Regions from separate parts of the Homo sapiens genome. Here all the other regions are linked to region 1. A link is a loop called in an ENCODE intact Hi-C map of the cell type or tissue named here. Cell type or tissue: gastrocnemius medialis. All regions are shown on one strand. Each heading gives the region's core, and the rest is flanking DNA. Links, peaks and the distances in the headings are about the cores only.

Evidence for each region. A loop is a pair of places that touch in the nucleus more often than their neighbours do. Peaks named below come from ENCODE experiments on the same cell type or tissue, not always from the same donor. Only the 100,000 strongest peaks of a DNase experiment are listed, where the experiment ranks them.
Region 2: a loop joins it to region 1, with 3 times the contacts of the local background. A loop is called at or near these places in 2 of 110 quality-filtered maps.
Region 3: a loop joins it to region 1, with 2.5 times the contacts of the local background. A loop is called at or near these places in 44 of 110 quality-filtered maps.
Region 4: it touches region 1 in a loop (3-fold over the local background); 4 of 110 quality-filtered maps call a loop at or near these places.

Annotation. Positions count from the first base shown.
Region 1 is chr3:188,262,383-188,270,411 of GRCh38, reverse strand. All of the region lies in intron 2 of LPP (LIM domain containing preferred translocation partner in lipoma), which reads right to left. Among named protein-coding and RNA genes, the nearest start is that of FLJ42393, 88 kb to the right of the region's middle. In gastrocnemius medialis, for the core only: no CTCF peak of the experiment used is centred there; DNase peaks (open chromatin) are centred at 3,261, 4,031, 5,406, 5,721 and 1 weaker place; H3K4me3 peaks cover 2,611 bases; H3K27ac peaks cover 5,000 bases.
Region 2 is chr3:188,073,181-188,081,209 of GRCh38, reverse strand. No RefSeq gene overlaps it. Among named protein-coding and RNA genes, the nearest start is that of LPP-AS2, 77 kb to the left of the region's middle. In gastrocnemius medialis, for the core only: no CTCF peak of the experiment used is centred there; DNase peaks (open chromatin) are centred at 3,859 and 4,779; H3K27ac peaks cover 4,189 bases.
Region 3 is chr3:188,155,320-188,163,348 of GRCh38, reverse strand. All of the region lies in intron 1 of LPP (LIM domain containing preferred translocation partner in lipoma), which reads right to left. Among named protein-coding and RNA genes, the nearest start is that of LPP, 5.2 kb to the right of the region's middle. RefSeq lists an enhancer at 7,059-7,957. In gastrocnemius medialis, for the core only: no CTCF peak of the experiment used is centred there; a DNase peak (open chromatin) is centred at 3,688; H3K4me3 peaks cover 744 bases; H3K27ac peaks cover 4,898 bases.
Region 4 is chr3:187,954,296-187,962,324 of GRCh38, reverse strand. It overlaps LINC01991 (long intergenic non-protein coding RNA 1991), which reads left to right. Exons shown (of 3, transcript NR_135538.1): 3 at 3,362-3,550. Among named protein-coding and RNA genes, the nearest start is that of LINC01991, 18 kb to the left of the region's middle. RefSeq lists an enhancer at 3,362-3,501. In gastrocnemius medialis, for the core only: no CTCF peak of the experiment used is centred there; DNase peaks (open chromatin) are centred at 4,484 and 4,802; H3K27ac peaks cover 4,801 bases.

The sequences.
Region 1 (8,029 bases), core at 1,013-6,012:
TCTTTTGCTCACCCAAAGAAATACAAAGCACATTTTGAGAAAAAAGTGGCAAGTTTAACACACGTAAGAGGCTTTCTTTCTGAAGAATTGTTTGTGTGTGTGTGTGTGTCCACACACACACGTCTGTGTGTTTGGGAACGAAGGTTGTTCTTATACAAGCATTAGAAAGAAAAAGAAACTTAGGCCAGTTGAGAAAAAGGAAAGCATCTAAGTAATCCGTGCTCCTATCAAAGATGCAGAATACTTTTGTCACTCTGAAAAGTTCTCTTTTGCCTATTCTCAGGCAATCTCATACCACCTCTTTCCTGCGAACAACCACTATACTCTGATTTTCTATTACCACAGATTAGTTTTGCTTTTTCTGGAACTTCAAATAAATAGAATCATACCCTAAAGAAAAGAAAAGAAAAGAAACGATAAGAAAAGAAAAGAAAAGAAAAAACTGATACTAAAAAACAAGGCACGGCCAGGTGTAGTGGCTCCCACCTGTAATCCCAGCACTTTGGGAGGCCAAGGTGGGTGGATCACTTGAGGTCAGGAATTCAAGACCAGCCTGGCCAACATGGTGAAACCTCGTCTCTACTAAAAATACAAAAATTAGGGCGTGGTGGCACGCGCCTGTAGTACCAGCTACTGGGAAGCCTGAGGCAGGAAAATCGCTTGAACCCAGGAGGCGGAGGTTGCAGTGAGCCGAGATCGCACCACTGCACTCCAGCCTGGGAGACAGAGTGACACACACACACACACACACACACACACACACACATAAAAAAAAAGGCACAACCAGCTAGCCAATCAGAACATGTGTTAGGCATCTTTCTTGATATAACTTTATTTCTTCATGTGATGCTTTATTTCCAAACTTTTAACAAGCTACATTTCAGAAACAAAATCTTTTTGAAAGCAAGGATAACCTGCAATTGTCATTTCAATTTAAAACAATTATTAAGTTTTTATAATTCCAAGCAATATTGTTGAAAGGAATTGTACAAAGAGAATTCAATATAAACATTCACCAGCCAGGTAATACTTAAAAGGAAAGAATGATCGGAGCAGGAAAAGATATTTATTTTGAGACGGGGAAATCAATACCCCAGAAATAGAAACAACTTGCCCAATGGCACACAGTTCAATAGGGTTAAGGACTCATAATTTCAACATGGAGCTCATAAAATTGAAAAAGGAAGTAGAAGGAACAGCATAAAGATATTACGATCTCCAGGAACAAACACAGAAAACAGCCACCTATTAACCCTTAACAGTATGTCGTATTTACTATAGTATATGATCACCCACAAACCAGCTTTGTTATTTCAACAGCATGTTTTATATCTCCTAGGACTCAGGATGGGTAAAGATCACATCCTATACTGATAGACCCCTGGAGGCAGCAATCTTAATTAGAATTCGAGGTCCATCAATTCTGTGAAGTATAACCTTGAGCAAGTTATTTATCTTCTCTATATTTCTAGCCATTCATCAACAAACTGGACATAATAATTTCTACCTTATAGGGTTGTTGAGAAGATGAAATAGGCCTGTAAAAAGTATCTACCTAGTAACATTTGAAATATATGTAAGCGGTTAATAGGTAGTACCTGTTAATAGAATATTCATTCATTATTCCTGCCACGAGGAGAATGAATGATATGGCACAATGGCGTAAGTCAGTAAGCCTAAGCTTCAAATCCCCACAATCCTTCTCTACCTAACTGTGAACTTGGGCGTACAGGTATAATCTCATTGAATCTTGTTAAATTACGTTTAGCCTAAAGCTGCCTCCTCCGTCCTAACAGGATGTGTAAACAGGATGCAACCTACTCTTGTACCATTCACAGAGTTTCAGCCAATCAAAGACAGCCAACTGTTCAAACCTATTCAAATAAGGAAAACACCAAGCTGTAACCAGTCCAGCTGTTTCTGTACCTCACTTGTGTTTTCTGTCCGTCACCTTCTTTGTTCTGTCCACAAATGTTCTTCAACCAAATGGCAGTGCCAGATTATCTGGTTTGGGGCCTGCCCAATTCACGAATTGTTCTTTGCTTAATTAAACTGTGGAATTAGATTTGTCTAAGGTTTTTGGGGGTTGTTTTTTGTTTTGGTTTTGTGTTTTTGTTTTTTTTGTTTTTGTTTTTGTTTGTTTTACAGTCTCCTTTGCCCCAGAGTTGTTGTGAGGCTCAAATGAGATCTTAGCTGGGAAAAGCTCTTTAGAAATTGCCTTGCAATGTGAAAATGTAAAGCGTGGTCACAAAGGTCAGAACCTTCTCTGAAGAATAGCAGAGTGTCACGTGCAGGTAGGTGCAGAATAAATATAAGTGGAGGAGGGAGAGATGGCCCGTGCTCTACCTTCCTTTTGCAATGCAAACTCAGCAAAAAAAAAAAAAAAAAAAAAAATCCTTAAAAATAGTTGGAATTCCATCGATTCCTCTCATAAGTGTTCCTAAGGCAGAGGCTATAGTCCCAGAGCCACAGCAATGGTGGCAGGACTACCACTCAGCTGAGTGTAAGAACGAAGTGCTGGCCCTGGGTTGCCAGACACGCAAGCCCGGGTTTAGGGATGGAGGTCTGGGGGGTCCTGGGGCTGACATCCCCCTTGAGAAGAATCATCTAAAGTGAGCATGCTAAAAGGGTTTCATCAAAGCCCATGTCAAGAAACCAGCAAAGGTCAAATCTCTTACTGGACACATCTTCCTGATCTATAGAGGATCTTTCTCAAGCTTGAAAGATATACAAAGAGGCAGAAAGCTGAAAGAATGCTGAGCACAGGTCATCAGGGCTGTAGGGAGCCTTAAAGCAACTCCAGTACAATGGCTTACTAAGTGGGTCCACAGAGGCACAGAGCTCTTCTGGGGAGATAACTCGGCCCTGGCTAGAAGCCTATGAGATCTTCCACCTTTTAACAACAGCACCACCATTTAACTGCACTTTGATTATTTTACATATTGAGATTTGACATCCCATTTTGTGAGGGATTTATAAAGAGTTTCCATGAAGAAGAAACATCTGAAAACACCGACATCCAAAGAACTTACTATTGTAGGTTTCACAGCCAGTTATTACCTGAACTAACAGAGATTCCTCAGAAAAAGTCCTGGGAATGAGGGGCTAGTAAGAAACAACCAAAAGAGGACAAGAAAGCTCCAGAGAGCATGCACAGCAGTGAGCGAGGTCAGCTGAGCCTCTCAAAAGCCTGGAGATCCCTAGAAGGACTTGAGAGGCAAGAAGTCAATGATCATGGGAGCTAGAGGGAACAGAATGTTCCAGGAACTGACCCCTTCACGTCTCTCCACCACACTCCCTCTGGGTTCTCACACCCAGGTACGCTGCTGCTCAGGAAAGATCTTCCTGCTTGGAGGAGGGACTTGGAAGCAGAAAAGCAAAGCAGGAAAGAGGAGAGCACATGCTTTTTCTCTTCTTCTGACTCTTCTGAGGTTACTGGTCAAAATCCTTCATGAGTAACAATGGACTTCACCTTCCCATTCCTCTATCTTTCTATCTGCCAGATAGGCACAAGTAGATCCATACCAGCTCTAGACGGGTTTGGTGAAAGGGCCGGGAGGATTCTGTAATCTGCTCAGTAACGGCAATAGAAAGTGCTAAATAAGTGCGTCAAGAAATATTTCTGGAAGAGCTATGCAACTGGAATGCTTGGAGAGCCACCCGCATGGCAATAACTCGATCTGTCCTCATTTTTTAGAACAGACATAAACCCGGGTTTAAAAAAGGACTCATGGCTCCAAAGCAGCCAAATAAATAAATAAACACAAAGAAATCTCTCAGTGACTTATGGAAGCCATTAATGAGAAAGTTATGTACATAATAAGAACTTGATTTCCTTTCTCTCTCTCTCTCTCTCTCTGTCTTCCCCGTCTCTCCTCTCCTCCCCTCCCCTCCCCTCTCCTCTTCTCTTCTGTCTCTCTCGCGCTCTCTCTCTCTCCTTTCACATCTTCTCCCCAGCCACTTTTGGTAGTGAGCAGTTTGCTGTGTATCCAAGGGAAGCGACAGTCTCCTGCGCTGTGCGGCCAATCCATCTAAAAAACGTATCATCTGTCTGTGCGGCAGAAAGCCCAGTTGGAATAAGCAAGTTCTGTGCGTTCAACTAGAAAACACTTCTTGTTCTCGCTGTCAAAATAATTCTGTATTAAACTTCTGGGATATGTGACTAATGTGCTTGGAACCTTTGGAGTGACTGGTTTATTTATTTTAGGGAGGGGAGTGCTGCTGCTGCTGCTGGTGAGGGTGGTGATATAGAAAGAGGAGGAGGAAGAGAAAGGGAGGGGAAAAAAGGATGGGAAGAACACACACATGGTCTGCTCAGAGATCTCACATCACCTTCTAGAAGCCTGCATTGCCGCACTTTGTTACAGAAGCATGAGAAGGAGCAGAACCAGGCAGCAACAGAGAAGTAAAGACATATAAAGACAGGCAATGCACACTCCCCAGAGTTAAGGTTGCCTAAGAGTTCCTAAAAAGACTCTGAAATGTATAAAGTAAAAGCAAAACACATACACACACACACACACACACACACACACACACACCAGAGTAATCCTATCACAGCCCTTTTACAAAGCCCATGACAGCTCCTTACTGATTACCAAAAAAAAAAGAAGCCTCCAACATTACAGGAAGGCATAGGAAACTTCTCTGATTGGATACAGATATCTCACCTCCAGACTCAGCCTCCCACTCCCAATCTCTCTAGATATTTTCATGTCTCTGCTATTCCCTCTGTCTTAAAGACTCAGCTCTTTCTTTCTTATTTGTTAAAGTCCTAGCCATCTAGCAAAGCCTAAAACAATATCCTTCCCCCAATCCCCACAGCAAAGCCCTCCCCAATGGCACAAACAGAACACCTTGCCTTCTCACAGCGTTCCTAACTCTAGCATTGATCACTCTGTAGCTTGTCTCCAAGTATTGTTAACTGTTGGAAAACTTATTTACCTATACCTGTAACCATCACCCTTCCTCCCTTCCCCAGACACCAGTCTCCTTGTAGCACCCAAAGCATGAGCACACACACAAACATGAGCTCTTTCTTCGCAGACAGGGGTCCTCTTTCACTATCTTAATTTCTTCAAGGCCAGCCACTGTGATGCCTCCATATACAGGCCTTCAGTAAGCACATGGCCATAGCTGAACTTTTGTGCCATCCACGGAAAAGCATCTTTAGCGATAAACTCAAGAAACATAAAACAAAACAAAACAAAACAAACAACAACAATAGCTGAAAAATCTGCAGAAAGAAAAGACCAGGAATTTAATTCGTGCTAAACCTCTAAAGTCAGTTCTTAAAAGCTGCTTTTCTCTCTTCTCCAAATCCAGTGGTTTTGTTCAATGCTTCTCTCCTGCTTTGAGTCAGAAAGTGGGTGGAAGTTTGGGGAACTAAATGAAGAAGGGTGACGCGAGCAGAAGGCTTCCAGTGGAAAACAGATGAGGAGATCAGGTAAATAAATCTAAGACACATCATTTTTATGACCTGACAAATAATTGCAGGTTGAAATCATCTGCTTACTTTGTGTTTTGTTTTGCTTTTTTATTTTCTCCAGCTACTTACTTATAATATTCATATGTTATAAAAAGAAAAAAAAGGAAAGAAAAGAAAGAGAGAGAGACACACACAGAGAGAGAGAGAGAGAAGAAAAAAGGTGTTTGGGGGTGGCGAACAGGGGTGGGGAAGTGACCAGGACAATGACGAAAGAACGATTTGGCCTGTGTGCTGCTGGTCAGCTTTGGCAGGCCCTCACCCTCTGAACTTTCTCTCCAGAGAGTTATTTGACAAACAGAGTTTCAGAAAACAATTTTCACTTTCTTTCTCCAAACCCCACCTCCCTCCCCTACCTCATTTTAAAAATCAGCTCCAACCTCCTAAAGAGGAAAAGAAAAACTAAGACCCAATTCATTTTACATTTTATACCACTTAAGGAAAAACATTTCTCAGAGCAAATGCTTTATGATTCAGAGAATAACATATTCTCATCCCGTTTCCTTTGACTGCTACAGCTCTCCTCTCATTCCTGTCTTCTCCTTGCCTTTCTTCAACTTGGAAGTGGTTATTTGCCCTCAGATGTGGCCTCATAATTATTCCCATTCAAAATCTCTCTCTCTCTTTCTCTCTCCCTCTCTGTCTCTCTCTCTCTCACACACACACACAAAACTAATGTTTGTTCCTATTGTTCTTGCCTTCATTAGAAGGTAACAGATCTATAAAAGGTAGCATGTGCACTTACTCATTTTAAAGAAAGCTTAATAAGCACCTACTAATAAGCATCCTACTCTCCAGCTGTTTATATTCTAGGGGAGGAGATCAAACATGTCCAACACAAACTGCTCAGCAATGTCGAAGGTGATATGTACAAGACAGGCCTACATGACAGAGCTCACCTAGCTCTGGGAACTGTGGAAGGCTTCCTACATAATACACCTTGCACACAGTAGACCCTCCATAAAAGTCTGTTAAGGGGATGAATGAAGAACAAAATCAGTGAGGATTCACTTGAACATGGACTTAAAAGAATGCGTAAGATTTGGGCAAGCCAAAATGAGAACGCCAACAGTTTAGGAGTGAGAGTGACAGCTACAGGGAGGCAGGAAAATGAGAGGACGCTCCCAGCAATGACTAGAAAGAAGTCTGGTGCAAAAGAAAAATGCTATCAGTGATGGGTTAGAAAGGTACTTATTAAATGAGCTAAGAAAAAACTTTCTACGTGACGGATTATGAGCTAGTCACTGTTAAACCCTTTACAAATATTAACTTATTTAATTCTCACAATGACCCTATTCCTATTCCACAAATGAGGAAAGTGAGGAGCAGGGAGGTGCAGCAACCTCCCGGGGAAAGTGTTGCTTGGTGCTGGAGCAGCCTGGCTGCAAGGTGTGGCTCATAACAACTACCTTACTGTATCTCCACAGCCTATCAATGTCTGGGAGGACAGATCATAGAAAGCCTTAAATGCCAGATGGAGGAGTCCACGCTCTCTTCCATATGCAAAAGGAAGCAACTGAAGGTTTTGAGAGAGAAAATAATAGGGTTGGATTTAGGGAAGATGAATAATTTGGCATTTGTGTTGAAGTCTGACTGGAGCTGGTGAATGGATTAGCGCTTAAGTGATGAATCAACTCCAACATCACCCGCTACCCTCTGCCCCATCATACCCTCATAAATCACTGTGTCATTGTTATGTACATAGTCCAACAGGATATCCAGTAATTTTTCTGTGTACACTCAGACTCTGAAATTTGATTTGTATATTGGAATAGTTTGTTCCCATCTGATTTCCGGGCCGAGGATTCCATGGAGGGATGGCATGGCTGCAGTCAGCAGTGAATGGCCTCTTAGTCTAGCCGGAACACTCCAAGAGGCAGCATTGTACATGTACTGAATAGTCACAAAAATAGCTCAGCTAAAGGACACAGAAAAAAAAAAACTGCACTCTTTGGAGCTGACGTATTTTTCCTTTTCTCCCTCTGCCACTGTTTCTATGACCTAGTAAGGAGGCATCACTGTAGAATGGAAAAAGCACTGAACGAAAATTCAGGAGACCTGGGTTCGAGCACAGATTACCACTTTTTTTTTTTTAACATGATTTCAGACAAGTTCTAGATTTCAGTTTTCCTATCTGTAAAATGAGAGACTGATTCTTAACTCGAGTGATTTTTTTTCCCCGTGTGTGTGTGTGAGACAGAGAGAGAAAGACAGAGAGAGGAGAGAGGAGAGAGAGAAAGAAGAGGAGAAAGAGAACTGAGATAGAGTGAGAGACAGAGAAGAGAGAGAGACAAGAGAGAGAGAGAGATGAGGGGGTGTCAAAAATATACAAGTGCATTTGGGGTGAGATAAGTTTATTTTAAATCTTGAATCCTTTAAAAACGTTACATAAAATAGAGCTGAGAACTAGGTTACAGAGGGTGAGTTAAGATTTTAAAACTTGAGGTCTGATAGCAAAATGGACTTCTACAAATAAAATGTCACAGTAGTTAGCTGTAAGGGGTGGGATTACAGGTACAATCCTTTTCATTTTATAGTTTCCTG
Region 2 (8,029 bases), core at 979-5,978, 190 kb after region 1:
TTTGTCCTCCCTTCTCTGCAGTGAGAAAGGTATTAGAGTCCCCTGGCGTCAAGAAAGAGAGATTTGACACCAGCAACACTGACCTGCTGCTAGTATACTCCCGATCTTCTAAGGAGATGTTTCATTCATTAAATCAAGAGAAGTCTATGAAGCCTTCAGCAATGATTCCTAAACTGTATTCTTTCAGGTCTGTGGAGTTTGTAAGAGCTCCATATATGCGCTCAAGGTTGTCTAGAGACTGCAAAAAATAGACATATTTTACTCATATATACTTGTTTTCTCAAGTGTATTGCGGATACTGTTGTGATAAATCAAATACAATTTTTAAAACTATGTCACTAAAACCACAGTTTTTGTCACCATATATTTTATCAATCATTAGAATTTTTAATTAACATACTTTATTTTTTGAGCAATTTTAGTTTTACAGAAAAATTGAGCAGAAAGTATAGATTTCTCATACACTTCCTTGTCCTACCTCTCTCCCCAGCCTCCCCTATTATTAACTTTTTGGATTAATGTGGTATATTTGTTACAGTTGATGAGTCAATATTGTTGCAGTGTTATTAATTCAAGTCTATAGTTTACATTATGGTTTACTCTTTGTGTTGAATATTCTACAGGTTTTGATAAATGTGTAATGACATGTACCCACCATTATAGCATCCACTATTATAGACACAGAATAGTTTCACTGCCTTAAAAGTCCCCTGTACTCCACCAATTTATCCCTTCCTCTCTCCCCTGAACACCTGATATTTTTAGTGCTTTCATAGTTTTGCCTTTTCCAGAATGTAATATAGACAGTATCATGCAGAATGTAGCATTTTCAGATTGGCTTTAAAAAAATTAGTGGTATGCATGTACGTTTCCTCCATATTTTTTCATGGATTGCTAGCTCATTTTTTATTGCTAAATAATATTCCACTGTATAGATATACCACAATTTGTTTATCCATTCTCCTATAGAAGGACATCTTGGTTGCTTCCAAGTTTTAGTAATTATGAATAAGACTGCTGTAAACATCCATATGCAGGTTTTCGTATGGACATAAGTTTTCAACTCATTTGATTAAATACCAAGGAATGTGATTGGTGGATTGTATGGTAAGAGTATATTTAATTTTGTAAGAAACTGCCAAGCTGTCTTTCAAAGTGTCTATTTCATTTTGCATTCCCACTAACAGAGAATAAGAGTTACTATTGCTCCACATCCTCATCAGCGTTTGGTTGTCAGTTTCTTGAGTTATCTTTATTCTAATAGGTAGGTGCTAATATGTCTTTGTTATTTTAATTTGTAATTCCCCAATGATGTATGATGTGCAACATCTTATAAATACATATTTTCCATCAGTATATCTTCTTTGGTGAGGTGAATGTTCAGATATTTTGCCCATTTTTAAATTGCATTGTTTGTTTCCTTATTCTGGAGTTCTAACTGTTCTTTGTATATTTTGAATAACCGTCCTTTACCAGATATGTGTTTTGCAAATATTTTCTCCCAGTCTGTGATTTGTTTCTTTATTCTTTTAATAGTGCCTTTCACAGAGTAGAAGTTTTTAGTTTTAATAAAGTGTAACTTAACAATTCTTTCTTTTATAGGCTGTGTTTTTGGCATTGTTTCTAGGAAATCATCATCAACCTCAACGTCATCAAGATTTTCTCTTATGTTATCTTCTAAGAGTTTTATAGTTTTGTGTTTTGCACTTAGGTCTATGACCCATTTTGAATTGATATTTTGTGAAAGGTGTAAGTTCTATGTCTAGATTCACTTTCTTGCATGTAGATGTCCAGTTGTTCTGGCACCATTTGTTGATATGACTATTGTTTCTGCATTGAATTGCCTTTGCTCTTTTGTCAAAGATCAGTTGATTTTTCATGTGTGGGTCTATTTCTGGGCTCTATATTCTGTTCTGTTGATTTTTTTTCCTATTCTTTTGCCAGTCCTACTGTCTTGATTACTGTAACCTTATAGTAAGTCTTTCAGTTAAGATAGTGTCAATCCTCCAAATTTGTTCTTCTTTAAGCTTGTATTGGCTGCTCTGAAGCCTTTGGCCTTTCCACATAAACTTTAAAATCGGTTTGTTGATATCCACAAAGTAACTTGCTACGATTTTAACTGGGATTGGGTTGAATTTATAGATTAATTTGAGAAGAACTGACATGTTGACAATATTGAGTTTTTCTAGCCATGTACATTTATTTAGCTCTTTGATTTCTTTCATCAGGGTTTTACAGTTTTCCACATATAGATCATGTACATATTTTGTTAGGTTTATACCTAAGTATTCCTCTTATTTTAGTGCTATGTGAAAGGTTTTGTATCAGAATTTCTAAAGGATAAGTAGTATTAATTGGGACACCTATATTTTTTAGGTTAAAATGTGGTCTGCTTAATCCAAAAGATGAGAAACTGCTGGCTGATGTGATACTGGACATAAAGTAACTAATGGTAGGGCTCTGAGCTTCTGCTCCCAGAGGGGTATCTAATGGTGTTTCTGTGGCAATGTCGTGGTACACTAAGAGAGAAATGCCATTTGCAGCTCAGACTCTAAGAAGGAAATAACTTTTACATCTTCAAGAGTTTAAAACATGTTTCCCTTGCCACATCCCACATAGAGAGAAGGTGGGCAGCAACATAAAAGCCTGTGTAAAGAGTGCAGGTTAGAGGAAGGGAGAACTATAGCATTATTCGACTATTCTTTTTCTCTAGCAGAGTAGATACACCGCATTGCTCTTAGGACAAAGACAAGGATTCTTTCCAAAGCCTACAAACTGGGAATGGTCTGACCTCTATCAGCCTCTTAAACCATATGCTCACTTCCTCCAGGGCTTGGCCACGTCGGCCTTACACATCCTCTTCTTTGCTTTTCCACAGGGAAAAGTCTACTTTTTCCACAGGGGACTTGAATCTGCTGGTTTTTCTCCTCTTTAGCCAACACATGCATTACTTCCTTGATCCTCCCAAACCAGGCCTCTTAAAGTGCTATATGCTTCTGAGCACTTGTTGTACTATGATTTTGCATTTATTTATGTGATTAGCTGATTACTAGACCATAAGTTCCACAAGGAAAGGCAGTTACATCTGTTTTTTTCTCACCATTATCATCTCAGTGTCATCCCTGTTGAGTGAATCAGTGATTGATTAGATATCTTACAGAATTAAGAGCTGTATATATTTCTTATTTTAGAGTATGGAGGCCAACCAGTTATCCAAAAGATCCTCTAGGTATTATGATACATACAGACACTTGCTATGGGTGGTTCTCCATCCAAACAACACAATCAACATTCTGGTTTCCAGTGAAACTAGAAAAACTAAGTCAGTGGAAACTAAGTCAGTAGCTTTCCTCACACATCTTTGTCGTCGCGAGGCTTATACCAGTTTGGAAAAATTTAATTTTAAGAGCTTATTTGGCAAACATTTACTAAATATCTACTCTGTGCCACATGCTGCGTTAAATGAGAACCAGACATAAAGTGTCTCAGCCATGGTCTCCATCTTGGAAGACTGGAGTTACAGTGTGGGAGGGATACCTGTCAATTCCACATCAAACTAAATGGTCGGGGTGGAGTCATAGTGAGGGCTGTAAGCTGATGCTCTGGGGCCCCATTCGGTCTTCCTGGTTTTGTTTTTGTTTTCGTTTCTTTGGCTGTACACTCCTTCTGAAACTTTTTGACCTGAATGACTTAGGCCAGTCCCGTACATTTTGTTCCTTTAGTCTTCCACCACGCACTTCTGTCTCATACTTTGCTGGGTATTTCTTGTGTTTCCACTGCCTGCTTGGCCCCGAAGTACATCCAGTTGCTGACCTTTGGTTGGGGCCAATCCTTCTCTGGGGTCAGTGGTTGGCCAGAGAGAAACTGCTTTTCACATTCCTGTTTTGTGCAAGGAACTGTGGGAGACACATATAATTGGATCATGCAGGGCCCTGATGTCCAAGAACTCACAGTCCAGTCAAGAAAGTGACACACACTGTCTCAGAGTGTTTACCAAAGCAGCTGTGAGAAGCGACTGGAGCACATGTTTTGATCCCTGTGTTTGCAGCTCCTGTTCATGGCATGGCAAGATCACCATGCAAGCCCTTATCTTGTCTTCTTTTAGGGAAATTAACTGTGGTTCTGTTACTGTGTGACCATGGGTAAATTACTGCAACTTCAGCTCATTGAGCTATGGTTTCTACACCTATAAGCTGGAAGTGATATTAGGGGACAACCAGGTTGTTGTGAGGTTTAAATACACAATGCAGGCCCGGTATGGTGGCTCATGCCTGTAATCCCAGCACTTTGGGAGGCCGAGGCCGGTGGATTACGAGGTCAGGAGATCGAGTCCATCCTGGCTAACATGGTGAAACCCCGTCTCTACTAAAAATACAAAAACAAAATTAGCAGGGCATGGTGGCGGGTGCCTGTAGTCCCAGCTACTCCGGAGGCTAAGGTGGGAGAATGGCATGAACCCGGGAGGTGGAGCTTGCAGTCAGCTGAGATCACGCCACTGCACTCCAGCCTGGGCGACAGAGCAAGACTCCCTCTCAAAACAAAAACAAAAACAAACAAACAAAAGGAATATATATAGAAATGCTTGGCATAACATTCTGTATAGAAGAGATAACCAACTAATATGGAGTCTGAATCCTGCTTTATGGTGACCTTCATAGACCCTGTTGCAGAATATGTTTTGGCAACTCTCAGGCCTACCTTTCATAGGAAGCCTCAGCAGGGGATCGGGCAAACCTCATCCCTGCCCAGCCATCAGCTGCACAGAACACTCTGTGCCGGCAGCAGGCCTGGCCATGTGACCTCTTCTCCTTCTTGGCTGTTCCCACTGGCAAGCTGTGAATAGCCAGAGACACCCTCCATAATGCTGAGACCTTTTCCCAAGGAGCCCAGCGGGAAAAATGTTCTGTGTCTTTGCAAAGCCTGACCCTCTTCTGGGGCCAATTCTGCTGGAGATACAGAGAACCTAATTGTTTCATGTACTTCACGTCTCTCTGTTGGTGGCCACTTAAACCCTTCTTTACCATAATGAATGAAATGCTTCAAAGAATCAGGATCCAGCAATCTCAATGGCCCCAGGAGCACCAAGACGTTCAGGTTGACAGATTCAGAGAGTGTCAGAGCAGGAAGGCATCTTGAGCTTATTTGTCCAACCTCCCCCTTCCCCAGCCACCTTATAGCTGAAGAAGTTGAATGTCAAAGAGACAAAGCCACAGACAGACCTAGATCTCTTGCCTTCCAGGCCTGGGCTTCTGCTGTGACACCATCCTGCTTTCCGCATGTGGAAAGAAATATTGAGTGTGGTTGTGTGCGTGTGCATGGGGCCCCACTAGTGCCAGTTGTCGCAAGTGATAGATCAGACTCAGCCAAAAAAAAAAAAAAAGTTCACATGGTTGGGAATGTGGGAGACAACAGATTAGCTTGTACAACTGAGATGCCAGGAGGACATCTGGCTTTGGCTGTGTTCTTGGGATCTGGTTTTGCTCTCTCCATCTTTTAGCTCTTCTTCCTTTATGTTACCTCCATTCTAACATTCTCTTTTCTCTCAAGAAGACCTCCATAAGTTTCCAGGGTGAAGTCCTTTAGGATAATGTGCAGTGGGGGAAGTAGGAAAGTTCTCTGTCCCAGCCTTCTCTGCAAAAACCCTAAGGTTCGCTCTGATGAGGCTTCTTCTATCACATGCCCTCTTGTGAGCCAATCACGGGGGCTGGTGACTGCAGTGCACTAACTGATGTAGGCCTGAGCCATGCATTCCACCCCAGGGCTGGGGACAGGTCCCACTCAGACCTCGTGGACTGAGAGTGAGATGCTTCTAGAAAGGGGAAATGGGGCTCTAGGGCCAAAGCGTGAAAAATGTTCTCTGCACCCCTCTGGGCTTCTGTGTCTGATAATTAGTTTCATTGTGTATTAGGTTTATCAAATTTTCCATCTTCCCAAAGTAGGAAATGCTTTGACCTCTAGCAAATATGATAGTGCAATTCTTATAGTAGAAATAAACTCAGAAAAGACTGCAACATTTCCCTGGGTGAGGTGGAGATCCTGGGCTTTAGGAAACACACCATCCCACTGTTGATCAGCTAATCCAGGCCTTGTTCTGCATTTGCTTCTATTAAATAAAAAATGAGACATGTAAATAAACAAAGACAAAATCAAGCAAACTAAAAAAAACTCAAAGGCCTAATCTTTCAGATTGCTAAGAAATTCTGATTAAACATATTCCAACATAAGACATAGGCCATTGTAGCTACGTAAGGACGTTGCTTGGTGCTTGAGAATATGTAAGCCCTCAATGAGCACCAATTTAACATCTTCTTATTTTTATTTGTATAATTTTTTTTGAGACAGAGTCTCCCCCATCCCCCATCAGACCCCACCCCCCACCCCGCCGTTGCCCAGGCTGGATGGAGTGTGGTGGTGCAATCTCAGCTCACTACAACGTCTGCCTCCCCGGTTCAAGCGATTCTCCTGCCTCAGCCTCCAGAGTAGCTGGGATTACAGGTGCACACCACCACACCAGGATAATTCTTGTATTTTTAATAGGGATGAGGTTTTGCCATGTTGGCCAGGCTAGTCTCGAACTCCTGACTTGAAGTGATCTATCTGCCTTGGCCTCCCAAAGTTCTGGAATTTCAGGTGTCAGCCACCACACCCGGCCTCAGTATATCATCTTCTAAAAGTCAGGTAAGAGCTACTTGCACCATTTAAGAAGCATTTTCATGACAACTACTGCACAATCTGTATGAAGGCAGAGTGCCGCCTGTCTCCATTCTACAGACAGGAGAGTGAGGCTGGGAGAGGTGAGCAACTTGCCAGAGGCCATGTTGTCAGTAGTAGATCTGAAAAATCATCCCAGGCCCTTCGACCCCAGAGACCTTAATCTTTCCAGCATATTGTGGTCTCCCTGGAGACGTGTCAATACTTTCTATTATTTTCCTTAAAAGGAAACATCATATTCAAAAGGCAAATTAACATTAACAATCCAAATTCTTTTTACTATCAGACTGGTAAAAGATTTAAAAGGATCAATGAAATCAAATTTTAACTAGGTCATAAGAAAAGATCCTCTCATATGTTGTTGGTGGGTCTGAAAATTGATACAATATATTTGGAGTCAAATTTGGCAATTATCTTTTAGAATAAAAAATAATGGCATTTTGGCAGGTCATGGTGGCTCACGCCTCTAATCCCAGCACTTTGGGAGGCCGAGGTGTGCAGATCACCTGAGGTCAGGAGTTCGAGACAAACCTGACCAACATGGTGAAACCCCATCTCTACTAAAAATACAAAATTAGCTGGGCGTAGTGGTGGGCCTCTGCAGCCCCAGCTACTTGGAAGGCTGAGGCAGGAGAATTGCTTGCACCCAGGAGGCGGAGGTTGCAGTGAGCTGAGATCGTGCCACTGCACTCTAGCCTGGGCGACAAGAGTGAAACTCTGTCTCAAAAAAAAAAAAAAAAAATGGCATTTTAGGGGTTGTTTCTAAGGAAGGGCATAAAAAGTGTTCATTGCAGCTTTGTTTATAATAAACAAAAAAAATGGAGACCACCTAAATTTCCCTTCATAGGTGAGTGGCTTAACTGTGATCTAGTGACACCGTGGAACAGGAGGCCCCACTCAGGGACACCAACACTGTTAGGTCTCTACTGCTTGTTAAATTTTTAAATTGTAGAACAATATATACAGCAATAGGCCATTTACATAAAAAACAAACTGCAATATTTCTATATGCACATAAATTAATTGCATAGAGTAATGGTCTAAAATGATATGCCAAACTAATAACAGTGGAGGTGGGGAGGGGAAGAAGGATGAGAGGGTTTGGAGTTAGTGGGGAATAGGGCAGAGATTGAGGTCAAGATTGGAGCAGACAAGAGGATGCTTGCTTTTAGGTATTTACAGTTTTTACAGTAAGAATATATTCATATTCTATTTGTATAATTTAAAGTATTAAAATGTAACACAAGATCTTACTAAAACATATTAAGTCATTTCAATTAATGAATGTCTTATTAGTATCTGAGTTTGGAGGAAAAAA
Region 3 (8,029 bases), core at 1,714-6,713, 110 kb after region 1:
ATCCTCCTTTAAGGTCAGTGACCCTGCCCTGTCCTGATCCTCATGCTTATCCAGCCCATGAAAGGTTCCCACACAAGTTTCTGAAGAAGACCTGGTTTCACCTTCAACACCAGCTTTCCATTTGAACTACAGAGGGATCTCCAGCTATGATGCAAAGTCACAACACAAGCAATTACAACAGTAGAAGCAGACCCTCCACGGGTAACAGATACAAACAGTGCAAACAAAACCCAAGAGAAGGTGGGATGGTGGCAGTGGAAGAAGGGACACTGCACAGCCATCCACTGGTGACAAATCAGCGCACAACCTGGAAATGCCCGTGAATGTCTGTGGCACTCATCCCACTTTTGCGGGCACACTATACTCAACTGTGGTGACCTCATTAATAAGAGATCTAAAAATGAATACGTGGAGAAAACAAATAGTGCCTGTGACCACCAAGGGAGCACCCTGTATTAAACAGCACAACGAGGACTTGAACTAGGAGTTGTCTAGGTCTAAATCCTTTCAGCCCCACAAGCACAGTAAGGTGTCATCACTGTGTGCCAGATGCCCCGCTGGGCACCCAGAATCGGACACATGTACAGACTGCATTACCACTGACAAAGCGCCATCACAGAAATGCCCCTGATTCTCACAAATGCATTGTGATAGATCACAGGATCTCCATTGAAAGGTAATTTAGGCTCAGGGATGTTCCAGAACTTGTTCAAGATCACAGGGCTTGTGGTTAGCCCAAACATAGGTCTTTGTTTTCCCTACACCAAAAATCACCACTATTGCCAAAATGATCCGGTATGGTGAAGCCCAGATCTTTGAACTCCCTGTCCCAAATCTGATTTTTAGTCTTGCCTTCCAAAGCCTTGAATATAGTCACCTAATGCTACTAATTAGTACTAGTGAAATAATAATAACTACTTCTCACCTGTGTAAAGGGCTTGCAGGGATGTTCACATCAACTATGCTCATTTGCAAAAGTTAAGGAACAAGACAGGAGTTTTGGAGAGGGGGGTTTGATTCTCACTCTGCCACTTAAGGCCCTGCACCCCAGTTAGGAAAGTTTTATGACCCTTGAACTCCCGACCAATATCTGCAAGATAAGACTGATCTAGCCAACTTGTCTCTTGCATTATATTTGGGAACAAAGTAATACAAATGATTATAAAATGTATTTGCTACATTAAAAGTGCTATGAAGGCTATGAAATACTCATGGTTTCTGTGAGATACATTGTGATGGGCAGGTTCAATAGGGAAGACAAACACAGGAGGATCTACCTTGTAATGGATCTAAAACTATTGCCTAAAAACTTCTAGGCAAGCAAAAATAAGTAAATATTAATGGAGAATGGTAGAGAGCAGGGGCAGGGAGCTGTCAAAAGCAAGGAACCTTGATATTAGCATGGAAGCATAGCTTGGTTCTCACAAACAAGCATCAATGGCAGCCATCCATGGCAGTTACATAAATAAATCGCCAGACCACACACACTCAAACTGAACCATCTTAATCTGATTGCTTTCTAAGTATGAAGCGCAAGTTTCAAGCCTAAGATACCATAATTTCCAAGTTACATCCTCTCCTAAAATTCTCCAAAGCAGAGAAACCCCTAGTGGAGGGTGGAGTGGGGAAGGAAGGTGTGAGGTACAGCAGAAATTGAGAATGAAAAATACCTGGAAACAGGGCTGGCCTAGGAGTAAAGGCTGTGACCCAACTCCACTTCAGCTGACAAGGGTGTGATTGAGCAGCTCTGTCCCTTTTCTGGGGCCTCAGTTTCCTCATCTGTATAACAAGGGATCAGCTCACTCTGGCCAAGAAGGCCCCAGTCCATGCTTGGCTGGCAGCTTGCTGCTTCTCCTGTTGACTACAAACTTTGGTGTACATTAAAAAAATTCTTTTCCCCAGCCAAGATGGATAAGCTGTCAAACAATTAGAAGGACAAAAGTAGGAATTAAGCTACCTGATATTATTCTAGCAGCAAACAGTTTCTGGAATCCATTTTTCCCTCCGTACGCTGCTGACCCGATACAGGCCCATTTCTCCTGTCCTGGAATACTTCAGCAGCCTTCTAAGCTGGGACTCTGCCTCTGGTCTTAACCTGCCCTCAGTCTGCCACCAGAGCTCTTTGAAATACAGATCCAACAAGGCCCTCCTTTGCTCAAAATATAATAATAATAAAAGCCTTCCTGCTCCCTCCCACCTCTGCCATCATCCTTAGCTTGGCCCATCAGCTCTTTATCAACTAACCCTCCCTAGCCAGCCCCATCTCCCACAGTGATCTCCAAACACACATTTATATTCCTCAAATACTTTTAGGCCTCAGGCCTGTGCACATACACCAAGGTCCCTATGGCTAGAAAGCTCTTCCACTCCTATCCACCATGTAAACTCCTATTCACTTCTCAAAACCCAACCAAATGTCTTCTTTTCCATAGGCATTCACCAGTTCTTCTAGATGATTGGTCACTCCTTTCTCCATGTTCCCATTAGCCCTTTGCTCATTACTTTATTAGAGCCTTAGCATCTTCTCTTTCAGTTTCTTTCCTATGATAGAAGGAAGACTCTGGAAGGCAGAGCCTATCTCAGTTTTCTTTGTAACCAGTATCTAGCATTTCTGCCTGGCATACAGTAATCACTTTGTACACAAGTACCGAACTCAATACATGAAATTGAGTTGTATCTGATCACAGATACGTGTGGGTTGGAAGGGTTAAGGAGTCTGGAAATTGCTTCATGGCACAAGGTAGATTTTGATATTGATCCTAGAATCACAGGTTTACAACAGGCAGAGACAGAAAGGCTGGAAACTCCAGGTAGAGAAAACAGCATAAGAAAAGGCATGGATTAAGAAAACAGAGGGCTGGGCACAGTGGTTCACTCCTGTAATCCCAGCACTTTGGGAGGCCAAGGCCAGCGGATCACCTGAGGTCAGGAGTTCAAGACCAGCCTGGCCAACATGGTGAAACCCCATCTCCACAAAAATACAAAAATTAGCCAGGCGTGCCAGCAGGCACCTGTAATCCCAGCTACTTGGGAGGCTGAGGTAGGAGAATCGCTGGAACCTGGGAGGCGGAGGTTGCAGTGAGCCGAGATCGGGCCATTGCACTACAGCCTGGGCAACAAGAGTAAAACTCCATCTCAAGGCTGAGCGTGGTGGCTCACGCCTGTAATCCCAGCACTTTGGGAGACCAAGGCAGGTGGATCACGAGGTCAGGAGTTCAAGACCGCCTGGCCAACATGGTGAAACTCCGTCTCTATTAAAAATACAAAAATTAGCCGGGAGTGGTGGCGGGCACCTGTAATCCCAGCTACTTGGGAGGCTGAGGCAGGAGAATCACTTGAACCCAGGGGGTGGAGGTTGCAGTGAGCCAAGATTGCGCCACTGCACTCCAGCTTGTGTGACAAAGTGTGACTGTGTCTCAAAACAAACAAACCAAACAAACAAACAAAAAAATACTCTGTCTCAAAAGAGAAGAAAACAGAGGACTGTTCCAGACCACCTGTCTGTGTGAGGGAAAAGTGAAAGAGCAGTTGCAACTGCAATTAACCTTGGCATAGTTAATCTCACAACCCTCAGCTCTACACTCCCAGTCCCTCAATCTTCACTCTGCTGGCAGGACTGCCCAATGCCACCTGTGCCAGCAACAACTGGCTCAAGGTTCTGGGGCAGTAAAAACAGTCCCGCTCCCCCATGATTGCTATCCTGTGGCTGCAGTGAACTATTTTACTCCCTCTCTTCATCAAGCAAGTATTTCTGGAGTGCCTACCATGTGTCAGGCATTCTTCTGGGCATTGGGAATACAGCCATCAACAAGCAGACATCACTGCAATCCTCAAGCAGCTTATTTTAAAGTGGAGAGGAGGCAGACACACAAATATGTAAGATGAAGTGGTGATGCATGCTTATTTGTGTCCATAAACATTGTTCATTCACCAAACAGCTACTGAACATCCTGGGGTCTGTCTCCTCTCACAACACAATAAACAGATTATTAATGCTTTTATCTGTGAGTGGCCAAAATGTAGATGACCCATCTGACTCAGGTAGGTGATAGGAAGGATTGTAGGTGTTCCCTCAGAGCCCTGAGCCAGAAAGCTTTCCTAGAGGACGCAGAAGCTATATGGTTCAGCACCAGAGAACATATAGCACCGTTACCGGAGCCGTGAGATCAAAGGTAATGACTGAGTTCAAGACTGTCACTTCCCCACTCTGTTACTTTATGACCCTAACTGCCTCTCTACAAGAATAAATCACATTCTTAACACAACAAGGGACTGGGGAAGCGAGCTCTGTTGAAAGAGGCAGATGATTTGCTAGAGAGGCTTAGTCCTTTCCAGTTAGGTTTGGGGAGAGACGACACCCAAGGTAGCATCTTAAGAGAGAAAAAGGGGCTAGAACAGCACCAGTGTGGGACTGAGAAGCCCGTTTGTCCATGTGAATCCTCAATTGTGACCCCACTAGGGCCCCACGAATGTGGGCTGAATTAAATTCCAGGGAAGAACACAGACAAGCAATGTCGATTTGAGCTTTTCATGCATGTGGGCATAGAAAAGAGTGGTGAAGAGGCTATAAGAATGAGGCAGAAGTTTGAATGCCTCCTGGTAGTTGTGTAACCTTATTTCACCAAATTCATTTTCTCATCTGCAAAATGAGACTGGTAATCAAAAAACCTACTTTAATGAATCAATATGATAATTACATAACAGGTGGTAAGCATTTGAAAATATTTCAAAATTATATTACTATTAAAAAAGAATGATAGGAAAGGAAACATTTTCCAGCCTCAACTCTGTGGTTTACCTGCTTCCAAACATTAATCCCTACACTACCTACAGCTACCTATCCACCTACCAATCTCACTGATGTGACCAACATTTAGAATGCACCAGCCTTTTTCTCCAAGCCTCCAGGCAGCCTACAGCAGACTTCCACAACACACTTGAAATCCTTCCACCCTTCCCCTTGCCCTCAGGTTCTCCGCCTCATATGTTCCCTCAAGCCAACAGATTTTCACCCAGATACTAGCTTCCTGCATGCATCAACATGATTATATCTTCCCCTTCCTCACTCTACTAAGTTTCTTCTAGCAAAGCACAGCCCTCCAAAGCCAGATTCCAGGAAAAGTCCCACCCACCAATGAACATACTCAGCTTGGATCCTCTAATCGCGGCCCAGGGTCAAAGTCCCAGGTTCACTCAGACTAAAAGTGGTACTATGCCTCCTGCATTACCATCCAAATAACTACTCCCACAGAGATGACGCTAGAGACCCTACCCAGCCTTATTCTCCTGTGAATCTCTACAGAACCACTTAACGGCCCCTATCGAGATTAATTTAAACCTTACTTATTAAAAAGTAAAGGCCCTCTTCTTTCTCCATTTTCCATGGTCCTCTTCATGGCTGGCCTTTCAAAACACAGCCTGGAGAATAAAGCAGCTTCTCCCTGCTTCTGCATCTGCTACTATCTTGCTAATAGGTCCTTCTCTCACCTGTCCTTCTTCCACCTGGACAACTCCTACTCATTCCTAGAGGTTCAGCTCAGACACCCCCCTCTCTATAGTGGTTTCCCTGAGGGTGAGCCTTCTCAGTGAAGAGCAGCCAAAACTTACCCTGTAAAAGCACTTAATACACGGACATGCCCCACTCCACCTTTTTCCCTCCCCCTCACACACACCACACACTTGTGTGCTCCTCAAAGGCAGGGACCATGTACACCTCATCTTTGTACGCTCAGGGCCAAGCCAGTTTCTGGTTCACCGTAAGCAGGCTCCAACCCCGGGTTTTACCTGCTACCTGCCATTTTCTATCTCCCTGTCTTTTTTCTGCTTAATGCAGCAAATATCTGTGCTAAGGGGGCTACACAGTTCTTATGAGTTACACTCTACCCGTGTACAAAATCCCCATCATCCAGCATCTTCAGCATAGTTCTGAAATCAAATCCGATCTAACTCTTGCCCCATTCCCAATTAACCCAGACTGGCTCAACAGCAGGGTAAAGTCACACGTCACCACCAAGAAGCAAAAGTTCTGGGTTGTAATTTTGAACACATCCCTAATTAGCTATATGACCTTGGGCAAGGGTTAAAATAAAGGTGACAGCAGCAGCAGGCCTCATTCTCAGGGGACCTTTGAGATTCAAATGGAGTATCTGATTGGAAAGTGTTTTATAAAGTGCAAAGCACTGTACATTCATAAACGACATGATGAACAATTTTATCAGATTTAAGCCATCAACTATAAGATGTGCCATTACCAACTTAGGATGAAAAACAACTGCACAACTATGGTACATTGTAATAAGACAACCACATTTCAGTGATATTAAAATGTGAAAAAAGTGTGTTTTACAATTGATTCGATACAACGTATTTGTCTCAATAAAATACAGGAATCTGCTATAAAATTTTCATATTTGCCAATGGTACGTAATAGGTATTCAGTAACCTATGTCGAGTAAATGAACAAGAACCAATTGATAATATTATTTTTCTTGGGGGGGTGGGGCGCAGCAGAGGAAATGGAGTCTCACTCTGTCACCCAGGCTAGAGTGCAATGGTGCAATCTCGGCTCACTGCAACCTCCTCTTCCCAGGTTCAAGTGATTCTCCTGCCGCAGCCTCCCAAGCAGCTGGTACTACTACAGGCACATGCCACCACACCCGGCTAATTTTTGTATTTTTAGTAGAGACGGGGTTTCACGATGTTGGCCAGGCTGTCTTAAACTCCTGACCTCAGGTGATCCACCTGCCTCGAGCCTCCCAAAGTGCTGGCATTACAGGCTTGAGCCATCGTGCCAAGCCAATAATATTCTTAGGCCAAATTATTACCTCTCTCATTGGAATTGGGCAGCAGGGGGCTTCTCGATGCCAGTACCTCCCCTCTAAATCATGTCTCAGCCTGCTCAAAACCCTCAAATGATGAATTTAAGATATATCCAAACTCCTTAGCCTGGCATTTTTAAGCCCCTTTATAACCAAGTTTCCTCTCCCGTCCATCATTTCCTGGAACTGTCTTCACCAGAATGTGTCACTCTAAGAAAGATCCTACTCAAGTCCCAGCCACAGCAATCAGCTCATCAGCTCAGCTTCTCCTCCCTCTGCGTACACTCAAAACCAACTCTAGACCCATGCTGCTTACAGAGAGCCTGCCTCTGGGGGGACTGCCAGACCCTAAGGCCCCAGGCTTTTACCCCTACCATTCAGAATAGGTAATCCCCTCTGGAGCCTACATTCTAGACTATAAAGTTTTGGGTGTTGGGGTTGGGGCCTGCATTGTAGAAATTAAATGCAAAAATGCACACTCTCCTTTGTTTGTTGTTGTTGTTTTTTGTTTTTTTTGAGAGGCAGTCTCCCTCTGTCGCCCAGGCTAGAGTGCAGTGGTGTGATCTCAACTCACTGCAACCTCTGCCTCCCGGGTTCAAGCGATTCTCCTGCCTCAGCCTCCCGAGTAGCTGGGACTACAGTTCCCCGCCACCACACCCAGCTAATTTTTTGTATTTTTAGTAGAGACAGGGTTTTGCCATGTTGCCCAGGCTGGTTTCTAACTCCTGAGCTCAGGCAATCCGCCCGCCTTGGCCTCCCAAAGTGCTGGGATTACAGGCGTGAGCCACCGTGCCTGGCCCACACACTTTTTCCTTTAACTGCCCCCTGGTGCTGGCAGGAACTGTGCAAGCAGAAAAACTGGTGACGAAGTGGAGAAAACCATATTGGATGTCCTAACCCCCCACTGTCCACCATTATTGACCATAGGCTCTAGGTCTAGCACCCACCTTCGTGGACCTTTACCTATTCTTCTATCTATAAGAGTTGAGGAAGGGGGAGGATGGGAGAGGGAGCTAGATGCTTTGTAAAGGTGCCTAGCCACACTTTCCCCTTCTTCACTTTAGGCTTTCTTAAAATGCACATGTGCAGGGAAAGGTAAGCCATTAAGTCATCAACACCTTAGTGAGAGTGAATTTTACAGGAAAGGCAAGAGATTTAGTAAAAGGGGAAGGAATGGAAAGAGAAAGGGGACTGGAAACACAGTTAAGTGA
Region 4 (8,029 bases), core at 1,473-6,472, 310 kb after region 1:
CAATGACCTACATATTTCCAAGGTCGAAGTGTATTCAGCTAACTGAACTATTGAGCTGAATTGGACATGGTCAATCCTTCATACTTCTTTAAACACTTTCTTCTCTAGGCTTTGTGATCCCACACTCACCTGGTTTGTCCTTACCTTTCTGTCTCCTTGTCTGGCTGTTTCTCCTCGACATCAGATTTTGGCGTGCTCTGGGGTTCTTATCTCTATTCTGTCTGTACTCTTCTTGGATGAACTCATTGAGTCCCCTGGCTTTAAAATACCATTTATACGCAGAAAACTTCAAATCTCTATCTCTAACTGACTTCTCCCTTGAGCTTCAGACTCCATAACTCTACTTGTATATGTAAAAAGCACTTCACACAAACTGTGACCCAAACCAAACTATTGATTTAGTCTTTCTCTACCCCGAATTCCTTCCCCTCAAGTCTTCCCTATCACAGTAAGTGCTACCTGGCCTCCTAGCTATTCGTTCAACGCAAATAATTGAGTCATTCTAATATTCTTTATTTCCCTGAAACCCTATGTGTAATCTCTCAGCAAGTCCTATTGACTTTACGTCTAAAATATATGTCAAATTAGACTATTTCTCACCATCTGCACTGCTGACTATCTTATTCCAAGCTATTATCATGTTTTTCCTGCCCACACTTTTTCCCTCTACAGTCAGCTCTTCATGCAGTAGCCAGACTGATCTTTCTAAAGCCATAAATTATAAGTTTATCTCTTTGCTAAACCCTCTTACCATGAGCTATAAAACCCTACATGATCTGGTCCCAACTGCCTGTTCAGCATCATCTCCCTCCACTCTCAGCCTCATCCATGAAGTTCACTGGCCTTTTTCTCCCTCAAACTTGCTCAATACTTTCAGATATGAAGAACGTTCACTTACTTTTCCTTCTGTTTGGATGTTCTTCTTCTGGATCTACAATGGCTGCATCATCTTGTCATTCAGGCCTCAGTTCTAATGTCATTTCTGTAGAGCAAGTTCACTTGACTGATGTAACTAAGGTATCTCTCTTTAGAACCAGGTAAGTATCCTAACCTCTCACCAGAGAAGTGTTTTCATTATGTTGAATTTTAGTGAATTATAAATTGAAATTGTCTCTTGTGGTTTCTGAAGACATTATTTGCTCTGTCACTTGGTGGCCTTTTCTATAAAACCCCATATGAGGAATTCTTTTAGGTCTAAGTGCTAGAAAAGCTTTGCTTCCCTTGAGGAATTGATGATGACACAACTGATTTTGCTTTGTTTTATTTGGCTTTGCCAACACGAAGCTCAGAGCCAAAATTTTGGCTGCTTTATTGCAAATGTGTAAGAATATATGACTTGGTTGTCTGTCTAGACAGCAGTGTCTAATAGATCTTTCTGCAATCACGGCAATATTCTGTATCTGAAATGTCCAATAAGTAGCCACTGGACACATGTGGTGACTAAGCACTTAAAATGTGGCTTGTGAACCTGAGGAGCTACATTTTAACTATATTTAATTTTAATTAATTTAAATATAAATAGATACATGTGCCTTGTGGCTGCCACATTGGAAAGCACAATCCTATATATCCTATGGTTTATTGATAAGATATTGTAGTTTATTTTTATGTACTCTTCATTATTCATTATTGTATTTCCTATAAATTACCTCAAACCTTTGTGGCTGGAGGTAGAAAAAAAAAAGAAAGGAACAAAGCACAATTAAATGAACAATTGACTTTGCAGGGCATGTCAGCACGTTCATAGGGTTGAAGGAAGTGGCAAGTATACAGCAACAGTGGATCTTAAATCCTATTTCTCCTTGTGAGATCTATGGAATGGGCACCAGCATCAAGTTGGAGATTCAAGTTCTAGTTCTTGTTTTACTGTTGGACATGTGTGGCTCTGAGTCAACCAGAGGTTTAGTATGTTCATATGTGAAATGGGACTTCTGTATTGGTGACCTGAAGCCTTTGGCATCTGAGATGCTGATGTACAACCGCTGTACCCATTTCTGTGCCTTCCAAAGCCAAGCAGGCCAGCCCTTGGCTACCTACCTAAAATAGGAGGCAATACTTTGAGAAATCATCTCATTCAAGCCCATGCTTCAAGACAGAGTCACCGGTAAACTAATTTAAAACAAATAGGAAGAGTCTTACCTTCCAAATGTCTTCTGGTGGAAAATAATTCATCCTACATACTTAGTAATTTGGATGTTTTTAATACAGAATGAAGTATCATACCCCTTAGTATATAAAGGCACAGGACTGAAATCAGAAGACTTAGGTTCTAGTCCCAGTTCAGCTACTAACTATCTGTGTGACTTTGATCAAGTCAAAGTTTCTTCTTTGTTTAAATGAGAAGATTGGACCAAATGATCTTTAATTTCCTGTTTAGCATTAGCCATAACCATAGCTAATATTTATTAAGTAGTTGGAATGTACTGAAATGCATTACCTTATTTTGTCCTATGGCCACTGAGAATATTATTATTCCCATTTTAAAGATAGAAGAAACTGAGCTTTAGTGTTTCCCAAAGACATAGAGTTGGTAAATGGTAGAGTCTTTATCTGAACCCCCGTGGTCTGGATTCGGGACCCACTTTCTTACCTGCTTTGTCTTCTCTAGAATTTTGTGATTTTTATAGGCCAGAACACTCTTGTTATTCTGATTAGACAAAGAGTTGACTTAATCCTTTAAACTGAACTTTCCCAAATCTGGGTTTCAAATGGGCCCAAATAGTGTCTCTTCAGTCTTTGGAGTGGCCAGGAAGAGCTCAGCACAGCCACAATTAATGAGTTGGTTGCTACCGGGCAAGAGTGGCCTTGTTCTTTCACCCAGTTTGCTGTACAAATAATACCATGTTCTAGGTATGCTGTATATAAAAAAACATTGGGAAGCATGTGAATTTAGATGTATGTCATGACAAGGGTTTAGCTTGGACTTTTCACAAGTCATATCATACACATTTCACAAGATCCTATCACAAAGAGAAGGTTTATCCCACAAATCTCAGGCATCACTTCTTGAACATGGAGCACCTCAATCATTCCTGTGTCTCCAACTTGTTGATTTCAGAAGCTGATCCTAAGCTCATCTTCAATTGTAAATGATTTTGCTAATTGTTAGAAAAGCACATTGTTAGAATAGCTAATTGTTAAAACAGTTGGTTAGAATCCATGGGAGCTTCAGCAATTTTGAGTTCAATCCCAAGAGGGAAGAGGATTTTCTTAAGGTCAATGTCAGAGTTTGGACTAAATCCCCGGTCTCTTTCATGCCCAAGAAAGGGCCCTTTTTCCCTTTTCTGACTAGTAGTCAGGTTTACTTCCTTGGGAGATGGAACAAATGAAACATAACTGAAATTTCATCTTGCCTCTGCAGATGTCAGGAGCAAGGGAGCACCAGTGGTAGAAGAACCTGCCTCCCCTGGCTCCATCAAAGGCCACAGGCCCATGAGAATCACCCGGCCTGCTCTGAGCAGCACACTCGGAGGCCACAGCCACGCACAGGAAAGTGAGAGGAAGTGGAAACGTGCGAGCAGAGGGCTCAAAGCGACGGGCTCACCACCGGAAAAAAAAAATAAAAATAAACACGCTCAGAAATAGTGTAACTGATATGCAAAGAAGATCAAAACAAGGGTTTTAAAATATCTTGGCTGCTTTAGAGGAGATGGGGGTGGTAATTAAAGCGAGGTTGCAAATGCGTGTTAGGGGAGTGGGGCGGTTAGGTGGATGGTTCACTGAAGCCTGCCAGGACATGGGAGCCTGGGAGCCCAAGGGTATTTCAGATGAAAATGTGGCACTTATATGTGGAATGTAAAAGAAAGTTGAACTCATAGAAGCAGAGAATAAAATGGTTATTCTCAGAGGCTGCCAGGTGGTGGGACTGGGGAGATGTTGGTCAAAGGACACATTTTAATAAATTCAAGAGATTCATTGCCCATCACGGTGACTATAGTTAACATCAATACATTTTATATTGATATAAATATATATATATATATTTAATTATTTTGTTGGGCTTTTTGTTTAAGTTCCAGGGCACATGTGCAGGATGCGCAGGTTTGTTACATAAGTAAATGTGTGCCATGGTGGTTTGCTGCACCTATCAACTCCTCATGTAGGTATGAAGCCCAGCATGTATTAACTCTTTGAAAACTGCTAACAGAGTAGATTTTAAGTGTTCTTGCCACAAAAAAATAAGGCGCTACATATGCTAATTAGCTTGATTTAGCCATTCCATAGTATAGATATATATCAAAACATCATCTTGTACACCATACATATATATAATTTTGGTGAATTAAATAACAAATAAAGAAAGAAAATATGAGAGGAATAAATTCCCATGGGTAACTCAGAGGCAGATATGGACTTGAGAGCAAGAAGCCCAGAGTCCCTCAACCCCAAACTCTGCCCTCCCCAGCCCTTTTACTGTTCCCTGAGATTCTGCTCCATTTAGAGTCCTGTACATTTGTCCCAGGGCAGGGCTCAGACAGGCCAGCAGTGGAGGCACCAGGAAGTCCACCCAACTTGGCTGAACTTCAAGGCTCAAGTTCCAGTTTGGAACAAATGTTCTAGGGTTAATGGCTGGGGCTGAGCAAACTCAGGAAAGACAATCTCCCCAGTCTTGCAAAGTGAAATTCTCTTTTCTTTCAGTGTGTTGTGAAGAACTACAGAAATGTGTTCTCATTAAAAAAAAAAAGAAAAAAAAAGATTTTATTTTGAAACTGGTTCCTGAAATGGGAAACCAAAAGGTTAGTGATGGCTGTGCTGGCCGTTTTTAGCCTCCCTCCACCAGTTTAACCATCCCTAATAATAGTCCAAGAATCACAAGACATTTCCAGCACCAGAAGGTCATCAGTCAACAGCATAGGTGCAAAAGGGAGCGTTTGCTCTTCTACAGATCCCAATGGTCTCATGTATTTTAACAGATGAAATGCTCTGAAGGTGGGGTTGGGGGCGGCCTGGCCTTTGGAAATTAGTCACCACTCACATAGTTCTTGCATTTACACTTACAAAGCACTTTCACAGCTATTATCCAGTGAGATGGGCTGGGCAGAGAAAATTACCCACATTTTCCAGAAATCTGAGACTCCAAGTGAAATGGCTCAAGGTCATCGCTGTTAAACCCAAAGCACTGGGTGTGTTCTTTCCGGGGCCTTGAAGAACCACAGATGGGAATCAGTTACCTTTGCTCTAAACTTGAGCCATCCCTCTAGATGTCTTCCTTTTTCTTCCCACCCTTCCTCCTCCTTCTATGATAAAGTAGGGTACAATTAGTATTTTGATGATGAAATAGAAATTTTATACCTTTGATCCAATATTTTTTTCTTCTGTTTCTCTTATTTGTCTAACCATGAGAAGGCAAGCCCTACCCTAAACTATTTTTGAACCTGATATTTAGTAAATAACCACCAGCAGATGCATGTGAGTTGAGGTGGGAGACCCTTTTCTGAGCTGAGGTGGGAGATGACAGGTAAAGGCTAGCCTTAACTTCTGCCTGATGCACATTTGCTCTCTAGGCCTAGAGAGTATTATGGTTTACACAAGCTATGGAATTTAAGAAGAGAGAGCTCACTGTGTGCTGGGAGCATCCAGAGATATTCTAGCAATGGGTGCCATTATTGAAGAAGCACCTTGAAGATGGATCTGTGGGGTGGTGTGGGGAAGCAACATGATAAGGTCCAGGCCAAGTGTAGTGGCTCATGCCTGTAATCCCAGCACTTTGAGAGGCCGAGGCAGGTGGATCACGAGGTCAAGAGTTTGAGACCAGCCTGGCCAATATGGTGAAACCCCATCTCTACTAAAAATACAAAAATTAGCTGGGCGTGGTGGTGCGTGCCTCAGTCCCAGCTACTTGGGAGGCTGAGGCAGAAGAATCGCTTGAACCCGGGAGGTGGAGGTTGCAGTGAGCCGAGATCATGCCACTGCACTCCAACCTGAGTGACAGAGCGAGACTCCATCTCAAAAAACAAAAAGCAAAAAACAAACAAACAAAAAAGTTAAGGTCCAGAGGTTTAAAAAGTGCATTAGACATTGTGGGAAATTCACATAGCTTCACCATGCTGACATGGTGGAAATAATGTTAGGGAGATATTATGGAGTCATACTGTGGAGGGCCTTAAAAGACAAGCAGAGTCATTGGAATTTTATCCTATGGGCATTTAGGAGTTGCTGAAAGTTTGTGAATGGGAGAGCAGGCGAAGAAGAATGGTATTCTAGAAAACTCTTTTTAGCTGGGTATGCAAGATGGAAAATAACGGGAGTAGCTGGCAGAAGAAAGATTATAAGGAACACTGAACGTGGAGTCAAGAGGCTGACTATAATTTCTAACCTTGATTAGGTTAGTCCCAGATATAAGCATAAACATATATGATTATCTCCTCTCTAATATGCAAACCTGTGTGGCCTACCCTTCAGGAGGTCCTGAACATCCCCTGAATTGAGGGAGGTTAGAGTGCTTTGTAAACTCTGAAACTACAGAACAAACATGGGAGATAGTGATGCAGCCTGGCAGATGCATTGAAAACATGGGCAGGTTGGTGCCTTGGGGATGGGTGGTTGGAGGGAAGGTTGAGTGAATGCCAGCTCTCCATTTAGGAAGTATCTTTCCTCTGGAGGAGTATCCCCTTTCCTTCCTGGAAACTTCTGTGTCACCTGGCACAGACTGGGGGCTAGTGGAAGATGGAGGCATGTCAAGCTGGTAGTCAAGAGTCAAAGACAAGAAATCCCTGAGGTCTCTAGTAACTTCCTCAAGGGGAATAAAAAAAAAAAAATGACAAAGCTAGCCCTTTAACCCCAAGCTTGAAATCAAAATAAACAGTTGGGTTACTGTTTTGCAGAGTTGCTGAGTAATTGTAAAGGGCAAAGAAGAGTCAGTTTTCACAAGAAGATTGCTCAATGGAAAGGTTTTGCCAGTGGAGGTGTCTGGGAAGGTACAAGCAGAAGCCGGCTTAGTTATTGTAAGGAGCTGCTCATTGGAAGACAAGCCTTGGCCTCATGGAGAAAAAGGGTTAACATGAAACAGTGGGAAGCAAACTGCTGAACTGGGACTAGGTTAGGAGGGTTAAGAGAGAAGCATCTGGGCTTTCAGCCACCCTTGGGCTTCTAGTGGAAGCATTTCACAATCTCCTTTCTTCACGGGTTATGTCCTTAAATTGAACAGCCAGTGGGGGCATCTTGGGGTAGTGGAAAGTGTGTTGCAGGCCTGGCTTCAGCACTGCCTGGTGGTGTGACCCTTCCTCTCTGGGCCAGGGTTAGACTAGATGGGATGATCCCTGGGGCTCCTTTCAGATCTAGACCCCTAGGAGGTGTGGGGCAGGCGCAGCCTGTTTTATCAGATTTAAATTCAGAAAGGACAGCTACTGTAAATGACCAGGCTTTAGTGCTGGCAGTGACAGCTACATAAGGAATTTCAAATAAGGTCATCTTAAAGCAAAAGCAACTGCGTGCTTGCTGACCAAGGCTTGTGGATCAGATGAATCAGAAAGCTGGGACCCTTCTGAGTTCATGCTTACCAATCTGTGGGGTTCAGTGTAACTAGATGATACTTTCCCTAATCAACATCATGTATGGGGCAGCAAGTTCCCTTTGAACTTTAGAGAACATAAGCCACAGATGATTTCCCTCCCACTTCCATTTTCCCTTCTCAAGTCTTAGAAAATAAGATCTCTTCCCTTCCCCTTTCCCCCATTTCCCAAGCAGGTTCTCAGTGATAAATGTGCCACTTTCTCTCTTGCACTCACTTGCCCTTGTCCTTTCTGGTGAAAAGAACTTTACCGGTCCAGGCTTTGGGAAGTAGGGTGTCGGGGCATGAAGACAAAGTTCACAAAGCTCGACCAGCTGGTTCCTCTGGTGGCCCAGACTGGGCTGGGTTGTGTTGTGTGTCCACACAGGCAGAGAGGTACCACAGTGAGGTACTCTTTTATTTCTGAAGGGAAACCCTATTCTTCCAGAACAGTTCACAATCACCATTGACATTTTCTGGCCCTGCCTGCAGAATCCAGAGAAACATCCACATGAAATAAAGCTTTACCAAGTGCCAGGA